Linked DNA regions of Homo sapiens: regions 2, 3, 4 and 5 are each linked to region 1. The links are chromatin contacts, found by Hi-C or POLR2A ChIA-PET in ENCODE. All regions are on one chromosome and are shown on one strand. The core of a region is the stretch at or near the end of the contact, and the rest is flanking DNA. Distances in the headings are between cores, read along the strand shown.

Region 1 (2,700 bases), core at 89-2,588:
AGAAACCCCCCTTTGTCGGCCGGGCACCGTCGCTCGCGCCTGCAACCTCAGCACCTTGGGAGGTCGAGGCGGGCGGATCACGAGGTCAGGAGATGGAGACTAGCCTGGCCAACATGGTGAAACCCCGTCTCTACCAAAAATACAAAATTAGCCGGGTGTGGTGGCTGGCACAGGCCTGTAATCCCAGTTACTCGGGAGGCTGAGGCAGGAGAATCGCCTGAACCAGGGAGGCAGAGGTTGCAGTGAGCCCAGATCTTGCCACTGCACTCCAGCCTGGGGGACAGACTCCATCTCAAAAAAAATAAAAATAAAAAATAGTTTGTCACTACAGTGCCCACAAGGAAACGTTAACACACATTCCACATCGTCTGCTTAAACAGTTTGGTCTAGCACAGTTCCCAGACCTTGAGCTCTGTGAAGACAATTATTTCAAATTACACATTGTATGGCTCAAATACTGCCTCACGCCTATCAGACTCAGAGCCAGCCAAGGACGGCAAATACTATCACAAGCTGCCCGAGAGGATACCGAAAGGAACCACATCTCTCTGTGACACTTGGCGGTGGCCGACTTACCTTCAGACACGGCGTTGGCATTTTCCAAGGCAACCTGGGATGAGGCAAAGGGACAAAAGGCCACCAGACGAACGATGCTGTGGAATTTGCCCAGGTTGAGCACAGACTCCTCCACCTGGGGGGAGAAAGAGGCTAAGTGGTTTCCTTCCCTCCCTCCTGCCTCTGCGGCGCAGTCAAGCAGCGGTTCTCAGCCTTGGAAGCTCTTAAAATATGCTGATACCTGGGCCCCACATCCCAGCTTCTGCTTTAATCGTTCGGGGGCGGCGTCCGGGAGGCTTATTTCTAATTGCTAGAGCGATTCTACCCATGGGTCAAGGTAAAGACCCCCGGATCTAGAGCTTTCCAGGCCCGTCCCCCCGCCCCGAACCGCTCGGCCGGCCACGTGGGAGCGCGCTGTGCATGCTGGGACCCGCGCGATGAGGGTCTGCGGGGCCGCCAAAGGAGCCCACGGATCTCACCCACCTGCGGCTGCAGCAGACTGATCTCCTCCACTTCCTTCAGCGCCAGCAGCGCGTAGCCGACCGCGTGCTCAAACAGCACGTGCAACAGCACCTGGAACGGGAGCCGGGGCGCGAGCGTCAACGCAACCTCAGCGTCTGCCGGAACCCGTTCCCAGGGCAGGCGCAGGCGCAGGCGCAGGCCCAGGCCCAGGCCCAGGCCCTGTCTGCGGCCCGAACGCAGGCCGAAACCCCCACCGTCGCGTCGCCCGCGCCCCGCAACCACTCCTCACCATGGCGCCAGCTCCCGGGTTCGGCTCGCAATGCGGCTAGCGCGCTCCGGCGCGCGGAACCAGGCTCCAGAGGCCACGCCCCCGCCCCCCCGACCAATCGGAGGCCGGGGACGACACCATCTCCGGCCTTTGGAGGGGCCGCCCAGGGTGGTATCGCCCGGAGCGCGGGCTGGGTGGTGCCGAGCGCGGGCGAGCGGGCCTTTTCCGGCCTCTGCAGCTGCGCGGGCGGGCGTGGTTGCCGGGGACGCGCGGCCCCCGGTCGGGCACTGCAGGCGGCGAAACGACTTGGGAAGGCCCTTTCGGGGTAATAGTCCGGTTCCTGATGTTCTTGTCATATGAGTTACGGGCAGCAGAGCTGGGTGAAGTCGGGGCGGGAGGTCCGCGTGGGGCGCGGCGTCCATCCCAGACAGAGACCGCTGCCTAGCCGGCTTCCCGCTTCGTCCGTGGCCTCGGGCCCCAGACCCTGCGCCCCACGTCCCCGGGACCCAGGCGTTCCCGTCCCCTACTCGGGGACGAGCCTCCCCGGCGCCGGGTGGGCGGTGCATCCTTTCCTCCCACCCGTAACGGGAGCGGTGCCTGGCGCGCTCTGGCGCAGACCCTGCTGGGAATGTAGCTCGCGCAGTTTTCTTCGTACTATTAATTTATTTCTTTTTTTTGTTTTTGGTTTTTTTTTTTTAAATGACTGTAGCAGGCAGTAACGTGCGAAAGAAAGACGCTCCAGCGTCTTCCTAGGCCAGTTTCTTGTTGCTGTGCTGCACGGGACCCAGCTCCTTTTGCTGGGCCACGTGTTGCTCCTCCGCTTGGGCGGCCCTGAATTCTGGGCGCTGGTGATCGCTGAGTGAATCGCAGCTGCTTCCCTGTCCTTGAGGGCGTCTTTTGGGCACTCAGGCGACTCTTTAGAAATGAGTTTTGCTTTAATAATTAATATTAACGTTATAAATCCAAAACCTAGTTATACTTAAGTAGCGTATCCCCTGGTATGTTTTAAAGAGTCATTCGAAGGGGATTTTTAAAAATAATGTATAGCTATAAACTGCATTTATACATTTAATTGTTATTTTGTTAAGCGATTGAGTTACTTGACAAAATCCAAGTACATAGTTCACTCACAAATCTAATATGTCAAACCTAAATGTGGTTGGTAAATCTTACTCTCATAATTTCAATATGGTTTACAGATGTGGTTGAATTCTGTTACACATGTCTACTTACGAGTCAGAATCGTTATTCCATTTAATATTTTAAAATGGAATTGCCAAGTTAATCCATACATTAGCATGTTAAATTATTTTAACCGTCGTGAATACATCAAAATAGACGATTCCAAAATGTAATGGAAAATACTAATGCTAATACTTCAATTTACTTCATTATTTCTGCCCTTAATCCTGAAT
Region 2 (2,700 bases), core at 93-2,592, 520 kb before region 1:
TTAGGTCTGTCGTCCTGATTAAGTGGACAAATATAAGTAGTGAGGGCGGCAGGTAGGAGGCAGAAAAGCACACAAAATTTCTCATGGGGGAATATAAAAACGAATTATTTGTCACTGACTTTACTAATGTGTGAAATGTAAACTATTTTCATTTGATAAATCTAAAGGCAGCCGCGAGAAGAATTAAAAATACTTTCTGCCTTGAAAATCACGATAGAAGATAAAAGCAAATGTGGGAAAATTCAGAAAACAGGAATAAATAAAAACTATAGAATACGAAGTCGTAAGACCAAACACAACACCTATAAACAGCAGAGACGTAATGCGTTAAATCCCAGCCAGAGCAGAGGCGCTGCAGTTCTTAGGGCAGACCCTGGTGCCTCCAGGCTTTTGCTAGTGCTAAACTCTCGGCTAGGCTTGCCTCCCTACCCTATTCAAGGCTGAGGCCTCAATTCAAGGCCGACTCCCTCCTCCCGGCAGTCCTCCCGGGCCGCCCTAGGCTGAGTGAGCACTCCCCACAGTGAACGCTGCCCGCGCGGGCGAGGCCGGCGCTCCGGGTCCGGTACGAAGTCCCACCTCACTCCCTCTCACCCCGGGTTACAGCGTGTGGTCTGGGGCCACGCGTTACGCCAGGCGCGGGGCACAGGGTGAAAGCGTTCAATCCTGCTGGAGTGTAATGTGTATTTTTTCCCCGTCGCACCTTCCAGACGGTGATCCAGTGTGAGCAGCAAGTTTCAAATCGTCTCCGTTTGGTCACGAACGGAGTTTACTGCCCCTCGACGCCTCCCGCACGACAGCCCGTGGTCCTCGCGCCCGGGCGGGTCGTTGCTCGGCCGGGCGGATCCACCCGCGACGGCTCGTCCCGACCCCTCCCTAGCGGACTTGCAAGGTCTCAGGGCGTCCGCTGGGAGGCCGCGTCCCGAAGAGCTGGCGCGGGAGAGGAATGGGGCTCGGGGCTCCGAGTCGGGAGCCCCTTCCCCCAAGCAAGAGGGGCTCCTCCTCCTCTTCCTAGACGTGGGATTCAGGGAGGGCGCGGTTCCATTGGATTTGTTGCAGAGGAACGACTGGGCCTGAGCCCAAGCCCAAGGGCCTGGGGGGTAACGAGCGATGAGCAGAGGGGCTCGCGGCGGACTTGCTGCGCCCTAGAGAGGGTGAGGCTGAGGGGTCCCACGCGCGGGCGGGGCGCAGCGACGAAGGGGTTAAGGCGCCTCACCCCGCCCCAGCCCGGGCATTGGCTGCCCTGGGGGGCGTGGCCGGAGGGCGGGCTCGCGTTTGCCGCAGCCGCTGGTGGGCGGGGCTCGGGCGGGGAGCAGGAGGGGCGCGGAGCGGAGCCGGGCCCGCGCAGCGCGCCCCGCCGGGCGTGCTTCGGGCTGCGCCAGCAAGCGGGGCCGGTGGCGCCCGTGTCGGAGACCCCGCGCCGGACCCTGAGGCAGCGAGTAAGTGAGGCAGGCCCATCGTGGCATCCCTCCCGGCTCCGACCTGCCGCCGTGCCTGCTGCACTGCGCGGCATGTCTGACCTGACCCGGACTGGGTAGGGGGCGCGTCCCGCTGCTAGGGTCCCAAGGGGGAGGGGAGCGGAGAGGAGGCGGATGATGTCATGGATGCTTCGCCCGGCCTGGGGGGAGGTGGCGGCCAGAGGGGGTGCGGCTCGGATTATGTCACCTCTTCCCTCTGCGCCCCGCCCCCCGGGGCCACACGCGTTGGTGGGGAGCCTGGGGAGGTGCGGGCGGGGTTTCCCCCATCGCAGGGACTCCCAGGTCCTGTGGCCTGTGGCTGGGGTCTCTATCAGTTGGCTCTGCGGGCCGTGGGCTGCTGGTGAATGGCGACCCCCCCTCCCACCCCCAGCAGAAGCTCGTGTGTGCGCGCGTGTGTGTGCTCGGGGTGGAGGGGGCGCTCTCGGCCCCCTCAGTCCTGAAACACTGGCTTCATCAGAGCCAGTAGCTAGGTGATGGGCCCATTCCGCTGCCAGTGCTTAGGCCACCGAGGGAAGACGGATCTCCCCTCACTCATCCCAACCAAGAAGTTCTGGATATCTCTGCACCCCAAAAGCCCTGCAGTGCCCCCAGATCCCTTTCCTCCCTCAGTCCTGCTTCCTGGAAACCCCTCCTGCTCTCCCTGCCCGGATTCACTGCCTCTTTGCATTGCCCATAACTAGCATTCCCACAGGCATTTGCCCTGCATTTCCTTGGTGCAGGGCCCAGAGACCCCCAGGACTCTGCCCTCTGTGCTCCTGGGAAACCTATAGGCCAGCCCTGGGGAGGCCTCAGAGTGAAATCTCCCTGGGGTGTCCTCAGCCAAGTGCTCCAAGATGCCCCCTCTGGGGGGTGGAGATCAGGGATGCTGTCCTGAGGCCAGCCTTTGAACTGGTCTAGAAGCATGTAGGATGGGCACAGAGAGCTGGCAAGAGCTTGTGTGTGAAGTAGAGAGGGGCTCAGGTCAGGGTAGATAGAGGAGGGGCATCAGGAGAGTCCTTGGGGACCCTGCTGCAAGCTCTGCTCTGGTTCTGGGGACCAAGAGGAATACCAGGCATTTCACCCATCATACATTTACTTCTTAAAATGCCTGCAATGTAGGTGTGAGAACCCGAGGTGAAATAACCTGCATGAGGTTGCACCCCTAATCAGTCAAGCTGGGATTTACACTTGGAGCTGATGCTGCCAGAACTCTGTCTACTGCACTTGGTCTTGCTCATGGAAGGAT
Region 3 (2,700 bases), core at 52-2,551, 820 kb before region 1:
TGGACAAGGCCAAAGTCTGGCTAATCTGTCTGTATTATCTGGAAAATCATTGCACAACTGAAGCAAATAACGATAACTGCTAATTAATTTATTGATTTCTCCAAGAGGAACTGCCCCAAACTAAGCCAATTCAGAACTTCATATTGTCCAGAAACCAAGGCAAATAGGAATCTCCTTCCATTCCCTCTTCACCACAGACCCTATTCCAATTTGCCACCTCCAGGGAGCTTTTGCCAAAAGGCTAGTTTCCTCACTTTCCTTTAGAAGGACCACTGGTCCTTCTATCCCTAATATCTTACAATGCTACCCTTTCCCTTTTATCTCCAGCCAACAAAGCATTTCCAGGGCCCTGTTTCTTCAGAGCACCCCACATCTCCAGTGCATCGGGGAACTCATCGGGTCCTAGGGCACATGTGGATGTTAAAAGGAAGTGTTCAAGCAAACCTGGCTCGACCACCTTTCCTTGGATACCTCGTTTAGCTGAAACACGCCGAGTTTTAGAGCGATCGGCTTTGATGCTCTTTGGGTCCCTCAGCATTCTTCCCATCTAACTAACCTAAGCACCCAAATACCGTCGGGGTGCCCCCACCCTTGCCCCACACCTTTTCACCTTCCAACAGAGAAAGACCCCAGGCCAGAGACGATGATCTCCCCGGAAGCAAATGGCCCTCAAACCCCATAGGGCGGCCCTACCCTCTCCACTTTCTGTCCAGCATCTCCCTCTGACCTGGAGCCGTCTCGAACGCCCCTCAGCCCCAGCCTCTGGTTGGACCCGACCCTCCGACACCACCCGCCACTCACCTGAAGCGGCCCCCGCAGTGCTGGCATTGCTCGCCCACCCAGCCGGCGGGGCAGACGCACTGGCCGGTGCCAGGGTTGCAGCGACCGCCGTTGACACAGGGCCGGTCACATTCCTTGGCCTCGGCTGCGGCTGAGCCCGACACCGCCGCCGCCGCCGCCGCGGCCTCGGCCTCACAGGGCAGCAGCAGCAGCAGCAGCGGCGGCGAGAGCAACAACAGCAGCAGCAGCAGCCGTGGCCGCAGCGGTGGAGACAGCAGCCGCGGGAGGCGCAGCCCGGCCCCCAGCCCCGGCCTCCCAGCCCTGGTCACGTCCCAGTCCCAGTGCGGCCCGCCGCTCCTGCCCGCGAGCGCTGCCGTCGCCGCCGTCCTCCTCCTCAGCCTTGCCTCAGTTGCCGCCGCTGCAGCCACCATCTTCCCGGGGCTGAGACGGCGCCCCGCGAACACATACACACACACCGCACGGCCGGCTCCGCTTCGCCTGGCCGTGCGGGGCGGGGCTGTGCGGACGGTGGCTCGTGCGGTCCAAAGGGGCCACAGCGGGGCGGTGGGCGGGGCCGGCGCGCGCGTGCGCGAGTACGTGGGTGCGTGCGTGCGGGGGCGCAGACAGTGGTCTCCGGCGTCCGCGGCGCCGGAGGCGATCTTCTGACGTGGACCGTAGAACGAGCTGAAACCCGGCTGCGCTGTCCCGGCCGGCGAAAGCTCTAGTTTTCCCCCTTCGCCTTTCGTCCCCGGCGGCGGGGTTGCAGCCCCACTGGATGCCTAGGAGCCGACTGCGTTGAGTGTTGCCCTCCTAGAGACCCGGCACTCTGCCCTAACTCCAGCTGCCGGACGGAAAGGGTACAGGAGGCTGCATCGCAGCGAGGTGCTGGGTGCGGTACTGTAGAAGCCAGGCTTCATTCGAGCCTCTGTAACACAAGAGTCAAGAAAGAACACATGTAGAACCTGGCATAGGCCGGGCGCGGAGGCTTACGCCTGTAATCCCAGCACTTTGGGAAACTGAGGCAGGCGGATCACTTGATCTCTGGGATCCGAGACCAGCCTGGCCAACAGGGTGAGACACTGTCTCTACTAAAAATACAAAAATTAGCCGAGCATGGTGGTGCGCGCCTGTATCCCCAGCTACTCCAGAGGCTGAGGCAGGAGGATCGCTTGAGTCTGGAGAGGTCAAGGCTGCAGTGAGCCGCAGTCGCAGCACTGCACTCCAGCCTGGGCAACACAAGACCCTGTGTCAAAAAATGAAGAACCTGGCATGTAGGCTGTGCTCAGTAAATGCCTAATAAACTGAATGAAGACACACAGCCAGGCCTCTTGATAACAGATGGACTGTAGCTGACCAGACCCCCTACCTTTAATTCTGTAAAAGTTTGGAGTTACCTTGCTCCCCACAATTTGCCCTCCAACCATCTTCTCTGAAGAGTGGGCAATATAGAATTAGGAAATGGCGCTCACACAGACCTGCCCCTTCTTGTCTGGTAGTTGTTACTCTGGTGTCCCTCAATGAGACATGTCTTCCATCAATGTAGCCTTTTATGGTCCTTGACCCTGGAATCTGGGCTGGGTCATGATTGAGACCATGAGAAACCATGACTCAATTTCACCAATAGAAGAAGTTGGTAGGAGTAGCAATGTCTTGTTTCTAGCTCTGAGCTTAAAAAAGACCTGGCAGCCTTGGCCGGGCACGGTGGCTCACGTCTGTAATCCCAGCACCTTGGGAGGCCGAGGCGGGCAGATCACGAGGTCAGAAGTTCGAGACCACCCTGATCGACGTGGTGAAACCCTGTCTCTACAAAAAATACAAAAATTAGCCGGGCGTGGTGGCACACACCTGTAATCCCAGCTACTCAGGAGAGTCGCTTGAATCCAGGAGGCAGAGGTTGCAGAGAGTCGTGATCGCGCCACT
Region 4 (2,700 bases), core at 201-2,700, 550 kb before region 1:
CAGGTGTGAGCCACCTCGCCCAGCCCATATTTTTTCTTTTTCTTTTTCTTTCTTTCTTTCTTTTTTTTTTTTTTTTGAGACAGAGTCTTGCTCTGTCGCTCAGGCTGGTGTGCAGTGGTGCAATCTTGGCTCACTGCAACGTCCGCCCCCTGGGTTCAAGTGATTCTCCTGCCTCAGCCTCCCGAGTAGCTGGGATTACAGGCATGTGCCACCACGCCCCACTCATTGTTTGTATTTTTAGTAGAGACAGGATTTCATCACGTCAGCTAGGCTGGTTTTGAACACTTGACCTGAAGTGATCCGCCCACCTCGGCCTCCCAAAGTGCTAGGATTACAGGGGAGAGCCACCTCATCTGGCCCGTATTTTTTCAAATCCCTTTCTCACCATTGTTCATTGGTCCTGAATTTATTTTTATTTATTTTTATTTTCTGAGACAGGGTCTCACTCTATCACCCAGGCTGGAGTGCACTGGCATGATCATGGCTCACTGCAGCCTCGACCTCCCTGGGCTCAGGTGATCTTCCCACCTCATCTTCCCAAGTACCTGGAATCACAGGTGCATGCCACCACACCTGGCTAATTTTTGTATTTTGTAGAGACAGGGTTTCATCATGTTGCCCAGGCTGGTCTTGAACTCCTAGGCTCACCTCTACCTAGACTTCCCAAAGTATTGGGTTAACAGACGAGCCTCTGTGCCTGGCTCCTGAAATAAATCTTTACTTCTGTTATCATGTATACAAAAAGCTTAATAAATTCCAGTACTGCCCTCCCCTCCCCTCCCCTTCCCCTCAAAAGAAAGAAAGAAAGAAAGAAATTCAGTGTCACAGATACAGCAAAACCCCAACCCGCTTCCCTCCTCCTAGAGGTAATCGCTATCCTGAAGTTGGTGTGCATCAGTCCCAAGCCTCTTTTCGTACTTTTTCCACGGTTGTTTCCATAAACACTATGTGGGATTGTTTAGTGATTTTTAAAACATATATAGTCCGGGCGCGGTGGCTCACGCCTGTAATCCCAGCACTTTGGGAGGCCAAGGTGGGTGGATCACAAGGTCAGGAGTTCGAGACCAGCCTGGCCAACACGGTGAAACCCCCATCTCTACTAAAAATACAAAAATTAGCCGGGCGTGGTGGCGGGCGCCTGTAATCCCAGCTACTCGGGAGTCTGAGGCAGGAGAATCGCTTGAACCTGGGAGGTGGAGGTTGCAGTGAGCCGAGATCGCACCACCGCACTCCAGCCTGTGCGACAGAGACTCCGTCTCAAAAAAAAAAAACATACATAGATGTTTTCTACTGGACATACCGTCTGCTATAATTTCCTCTTAACATTGTGGGTTTCTTTACACCCCCCAAACTCATTTTAATGTCTGACATTAAAGCCTCTCTGTGATGTGCCGCTGGGCGGGGCTCCGAGTAGTGGGCGGAGTCTAGATTGGGAAATAGGGGCGGGGCCTATGAGATCCCGGCCTCAGGGTGGACGCAGTGGTTCTGCACTGAGGCCCTCGTCATGGTGGCGCCTGTGTGGTACTTGGTAGCGGCGGCTCTGCTAGTCGGCTTTATCCTCTTCCTGACTCGCAGCCGGGGCCGGGCGGCATCAGGTAGGAGATGCCGCTGCACCAGGGTTGGTGGTACCGGGTTTTCTGGCCTTCTGAGCCTTTGTGGACCGTCGCGCCGCGGCTCCTGCGCGTGCGCACCTGGGCGGGCGGGACGCATGCGCGTCCGTGCGCTAGTCGTGTGCCGGGTGGGGCTTCCGCAGTGCCCTACCTGGAATCGGTGGCCGCGCCGCTACCCCTTTCTCTCGACTCCAAGCCAGAGTCTGGCCTCATCCCTCTCTTCACCCCCGGGAACTCCATACCTCCAAAGGCCTGAGGCCCTGGCCGGCGCACACTCCCATCCGTCACCGTCGGGGCCCTTTCCCTCTGCACCTGTTAGGGAGGCCGCAGGGGTTTTCCATTCCTCCCAGCCTGGCTCCAGAGCAGGTGCCAGGAAGGGGGCATCTGAATATTTTCTGCCTGTCCCCCACGAGCTGGAGAAGCGCGAGGCGGCTCCAGGAAATTCCTGAAGCTCTCTCCCTTCCCGCCAAGGAGAGGGCCCACTCTCCCTCCCCAATCCGCTCCCCGATCAGAAGGCCATGTCATTGGCCAGGGCACAGAACAGATACACCCATCCTCCCTCTTTCCCCCCATTTCTGGTCAGCGGGCGGGTTTGTATATGTGTTTTCCTGCTCCCTGGGCCCACAAGCTACCTCTGAGCACCTGCGCGCTCCCAGGAGCGGAAGGGACACGCTGAGGGAAGGCGGAGATCCAGCAGGTCTTCCCGGGGGAGGCTCGGCCACCGCCGGGAAGTGTACTCTCTGGCTGGGGAGCCAGATAAAACCACAGGTGGTGTTAGGCGAGAAATCAGTGGATTCCTGCAGGGGGTACTCGATGAGAGCTGGGGACATCAGGATAGGGGCCTCCTGACAGGCCAGCTGGAAAGGTGGAGCCGGGAGGGGAGAGGAGTATTCACACAGGCCCGAGGGAAGGGCTGAGCCCCCGCCTGGGACCAAGCTGTGGGCCTGGTGGAAAAGGCCTTGCCAGTCAGACTGAGAAGTCGGGGCCTTGTGCTGTGGGCAGCAGGCCGCTAAGCAGAGGAGGTGAGGCTTCCGGGCTGCCGCTCCTCCTGCCATGGGCCGGGCTGGGCTTATAGGCAGCATTGTCATTT
Region 5 (2,700 bases), core at 69-2,568, 760 kb before region 1:
ATGGTTTTGGAAATATTCGCCTTCAGGGATTGGCTGTCTTTCCGAATCAGAAGTGGAGTGCGGCAGCTGAGTACCCACTGACTTTCGGAAGCCTGGTCGCTGGTGTCAGGCACTTGTTGATTGGCTATTGTCGGAGGCTTAGAGCGGTCACTGATTGGCTGACTTTCAGAAGCGTGGGGTTGTCATTGATTTACTAAGAAGCATAGTTACCGGAGTGAGGCTATCGCTGATTGGCTGATTTTCAGAGCTGCTGCACCGACGAGAAGTTATCTCTAAATAATGGTGGTTATTTGTTCACGACTCCGGACTTGAGCTAAAAAAGTATTTTCCTTTCTTGAATATGAAAGACGAGCACTTTAAATTCCTACTCCCTTCTGGTCTTCCCTCAGCCAAACCTGAAGGAGACACCATAGGGATTGTCCAAATCTTCATTAGTGTAGGAAGGATTTTCAGCCAGTGTTGTAATTTAAGTGATCTAGCACCAATTACTGTGGGAGAAAAATAGCTCTAATTATTGCAATTTAGTGTAAAAAGATGAATACAGGACATTTAAGGCATTCCGACGAGGTCAACGAAGGACGCAGGCCAATAATCATTAAATACGTCCTGTATATACAGGACTCCTGGCAACTATCAGTGCAGTATTTCCCAAGTTTCTTGTACATGTCCCTGCAGAAACCGGTAGAGCTAGGATCTTAACAGTAAAGGTTAGGGGTCTTCTGGGATCCTGTGCGCCTCTAACGCTCATGCCCTGCGCAGGGCTGGGTGCGCACTGCTGCGCTAACCCGAGGCCGGCTAGGAATCTATTGGATGTTTGAAGGGTGGGTGCGGAATTGATGACCAGGAAGCGGGAAGACACCGTTCCGGAGAACAGGGAAGCGAGCCGGGTACTGGGGAGGTGCGCTGGGTACTGGGGAGGTGCGCTGGATCCTGACGCCGGAGCGGAAGACTTCGCTGGAGGCCGGGGCTGGTCGGGCGGGGCGGGGCGGGCAGAGGCGGAGGGGCGGGGCCGGGCTGGGAGAGGCTCCGCCCCCGGGCGCGTCCGTGTGCGTGGCCGGGGGGCGCCGCGCAGAGCCCCGCTCTATGATGCCGGGCTTGAGGACGAGGCCGGGCGGCGCTGTGGCAACCCTCACCCTGCGGACACGCGCTCCCAACATCCGGTCCGGCGGCCTCGCAGCTTAAGAAGTGGGGTCCCTGTGGCCGTGCGCCGACCCCCAACTCCAGCCGCTCCCAACGCCCCCATCCGCTCTCGGTGCGCGCGCCCCCTCCACGCCCCCGCCCCCGCCCCCGCCGGGCCCGCGCGCCGCGCCCCCTCCCACCCGGCACGCCCTGCCGCCCCGCCCGGCCGCAGCTAGCGTGGAGCCGCCCTGCGGGCAACTGAGACCCTCGCAGCTGCACCGTCCTCCTCCGCCGCCAGTCGTCCGCCGCCATGGACGTGTACCCCCCGCGCCGGCAGGGGCTGCCCCGCGCTCGGTCCCCTGGCGGCTCCAGCCGCGGGTCACCCTCCGTCAGGTACGCGGGGCAGAGGCAGCCGAGGGGCGGCCGGGCGGGGGATGCGGGCTGTCGGGGTCCGGCGACGCCTCCCGCCGCAGGGCGTGGTCCGACATGGCTTCCTCGGGACGGTTCTTTGCTGAACGGCTCAGGGAGGAATTTTTCCCAGGAACGGCGCCCTCTGTAGAGGCCCCACAATGGCTCCCCTTTGGACAACCCCGCAACGGTTTCCCCACAATGGCTCCCCCACAGACAACCCTGCAACGGTTTCCCCACAATGGCTTCCCTAGGGACAGCGATTCCCTGTGAAGACACTGTTATGACGTCCTCACCCCCATAGAACGTTTCTCCCAGGAAGGATTCTTCTACACAGAACCCCACAGAGGCTTCCCTATGAATAACTCACTCGCCTTCCCCAGGGAATGTTTCCCTCAGAAACTGCTACTCTACAGACCTCACACCTCCACACACACAATAGCTCCCTCGTGTAGAACCCCCAAATGGATTACCTAGAAAGCCCCCTCCCGTGGGTCTCTAGAGCCTTTGCCCTTGACAACGGCTTCCTTAAAGAGTGTCCCCCGCCCCCTACGTACATAATGACAGCATCTCCCCTGTCGCGCGTTTCCCCAGCTCCCCCTGCCTCAGCCTGCATCGCGACGCCCCCTCACTCCACAATAGGGAGCTCGGGTTGGGAGGAAGTAGAGGTATTAGGGACGCAGGAGGAAAAACTGGATAAATAGGGGAAAGAGGCCTAGAACCTCCGAAAGCGGCGGACGCCAGGCCCCTTACCGTAGAGACACAGTCCCAAGCTACCTCAGTATGGGGAGGGGGTGATCGTGGGGAGCGTTCCCCGCCCCCTTTAGATATAGGAAGATCCGTTTCCGATTTCTGTGCCCTATGCGTTTGGTGCTGATCTTGTTGGTCTGGGCATTGTTTGTGATGGAGCTGGTGTGGGGCGCCGGCGCAGTGTGGAGGTTGGAATGATGGAGGGGTTGCAGCAGAGACCTTTGAGAAGGAGAGGGAGAGGGGGAATGCGAGCGATGAGCTTTGGTACTGCTAAACTGTCATTAAAACAGGAGAGGGTTTTGTTGTTGTTTGCTTTTTCTTATTCTAGCCACATAGCAAAGCAAATATATTGTTCCCTTGAAAGGAGGTTGCCAATCTACATGTTAAAACAGTTTTCTTATATTCTTGTTATGGTACTTAAGG

Evidence for each region. Hi-C counts contacts between places; a loop is a spot of excess contacts on that map. ChIA-PET counts read pairs that join two places held with the same protein, here RNA polymerase II (POLR2A). Pooled maps may share reads with other maps.
Region 2: a pooled map shows a loop between it and region 1 (9-fold over the local background). The contact joins the promoter of LZTS3 here to the promoter of NOP56 in region 1. A Hi-C loop is called at or near these places in 8 of 50 pooled maps. POLR2A ChIA-PET finds 5 or more read pairs at or near these places in 4 of 52 experiments (Caco-2, HEK293T, T-cell and 1 more).
Region 3: a loop to region 1 is called in a pooled map, with 8 times the contacts of the local background. The contact joins the promoter of ATRN here to the promoter of NOP56 in region 1. A Hi-C loop is called at or near these places in 1 of 37 single-sample maps with no recorded cell type and 7 of 50 pooled maps. POLR2A ChIA-PET finds 5 or more read pairs at or near these places in 2 of 52 experiments (GM10248 and MCF 10A).
Region 4: a loop to region 1 is called in a map of OCI-LY7, with 4 times the contacts of the local background. The contact joins the promoter of DDRGK1 here to the promoter of NOP56 in region 1. A Hi-C loop is called at or near these places in 1 of 168 maps with a recorded cell type or tissue (OCI-LY7), 2 of 37 single-sample maps with no recorded cell type and 13 of 50 pooled maps. POLR2A ChIA-PET finds 5 or more read pairs at or near these places in 3 of 52 experiments (HepG2 and activated CD4-positive, alpha-beta memory T cell).
Region 5: a loop to region 1 is called in a map of CD4-positive, alpha-beta T cell, with 11 times the contacts of the local background. The contact joins the promoter of DNAAF9 here to the promoter of NOP56 in region 1. A Hi-C loop is called at or near these places in 5 of 168 maps with a recorded cell type or tissue (CD4-positive, alpha-beta T cell, CD8-positive, alpha-beta T cell, ascending aorta and 1 more), 1 of 37 single-sample maps with no recorded cell type and 15 of 50 pooled maps. POLR2A ChIA-PET finds 5 or more read pairs at or near these places in 2 of 52 experiments (CD4-positive, alpha-beta T cell and activated CD4-positive, alpha-beta T cell).

The regions. Positions count from the first base shown.
Region 1 is chr20:2,651,270-2,653,969 of GRCh38, reverse strand. NOP56 (NOP56 ribonucleoprotein) reads right to left here and starts at 1,338. Exons shown (of 12, transcript NM_006392.4): 1 at 1,307-1,338; 2 at 1,039-1,128; 3 at 577-691. The coding sequence starts at 1,309. MIR1292 (microRNA 1292) reads right to left here and starts at 1,193; the gene lies at 1,128-1,193. It overlaps LOC105372505 (a long non-coding RNA gene), which reads left to right and starts at 1,506. Exons shown (of 5, transcript XR_007067502.1): 1 at 1,506-1,610. RefSeq lists an enhancer at 625-714 and a silencer at 1,215-1,854.
Region 2 is chr20:3,172,191-3,174,890 of GRCh38, reverse strand. LZTS3 (leucine zipper tumor suppressor family member 3) reads left to right here and starts at 1,342. Exons shown (of 5, transcript NM_001365618.1): 1 at 1,342-1,436. LOC107985414 (a long non-coding RNA gene) reads right to left here and starts at 1,201. Exons shown (of 2, transcript XR_001754477.2): 1 at 701-1,201. RefSeq lists a silencer at 1,119-1,458.
Region 3 is chr20:3,469,619-3,472,318 of GRCh38, reverse strand. It overlaps ATRN (attractin), which reads right to left and starts at 1,301. Exons shown (of 29, transcript NM_139321.3): 1 at 802-1,301. The coding sequence starts at 1,211. RefSeq lists a silencer at 915-1,474 and an enhancer at 1,575-1,714.
Region 4 is chr20:3,203,432-3,206,131 of GRCh38, reverse strand. DDRGK1 (DDRGK domain containing 1) reads left to right here and starts at 1,450. Exons shown (of 9, transcript NM_023935.3): 1 at 1,450-1,595. The coding sequence starts at 1,505. It also overlaps a transcript of ITPA not described here. RefSeq lists an enhancer at 1,539-1,758.
Region 5 is chr20:3,406,287-3,408,986 of GRCh38, reverse strand. DNAAF9 (dynein axonemal assembly factor 9) reads left to right here and starts at 1,318. Exons shown (of 37, transcript NM_001009984.3): 1 at 1,318-1,512. The coding sequence starts at 1,430. RefSeq lists enhancers at 1-418, 795-994 and silencers at 985-1,234, 1,275-1,514, 1,575-1,654.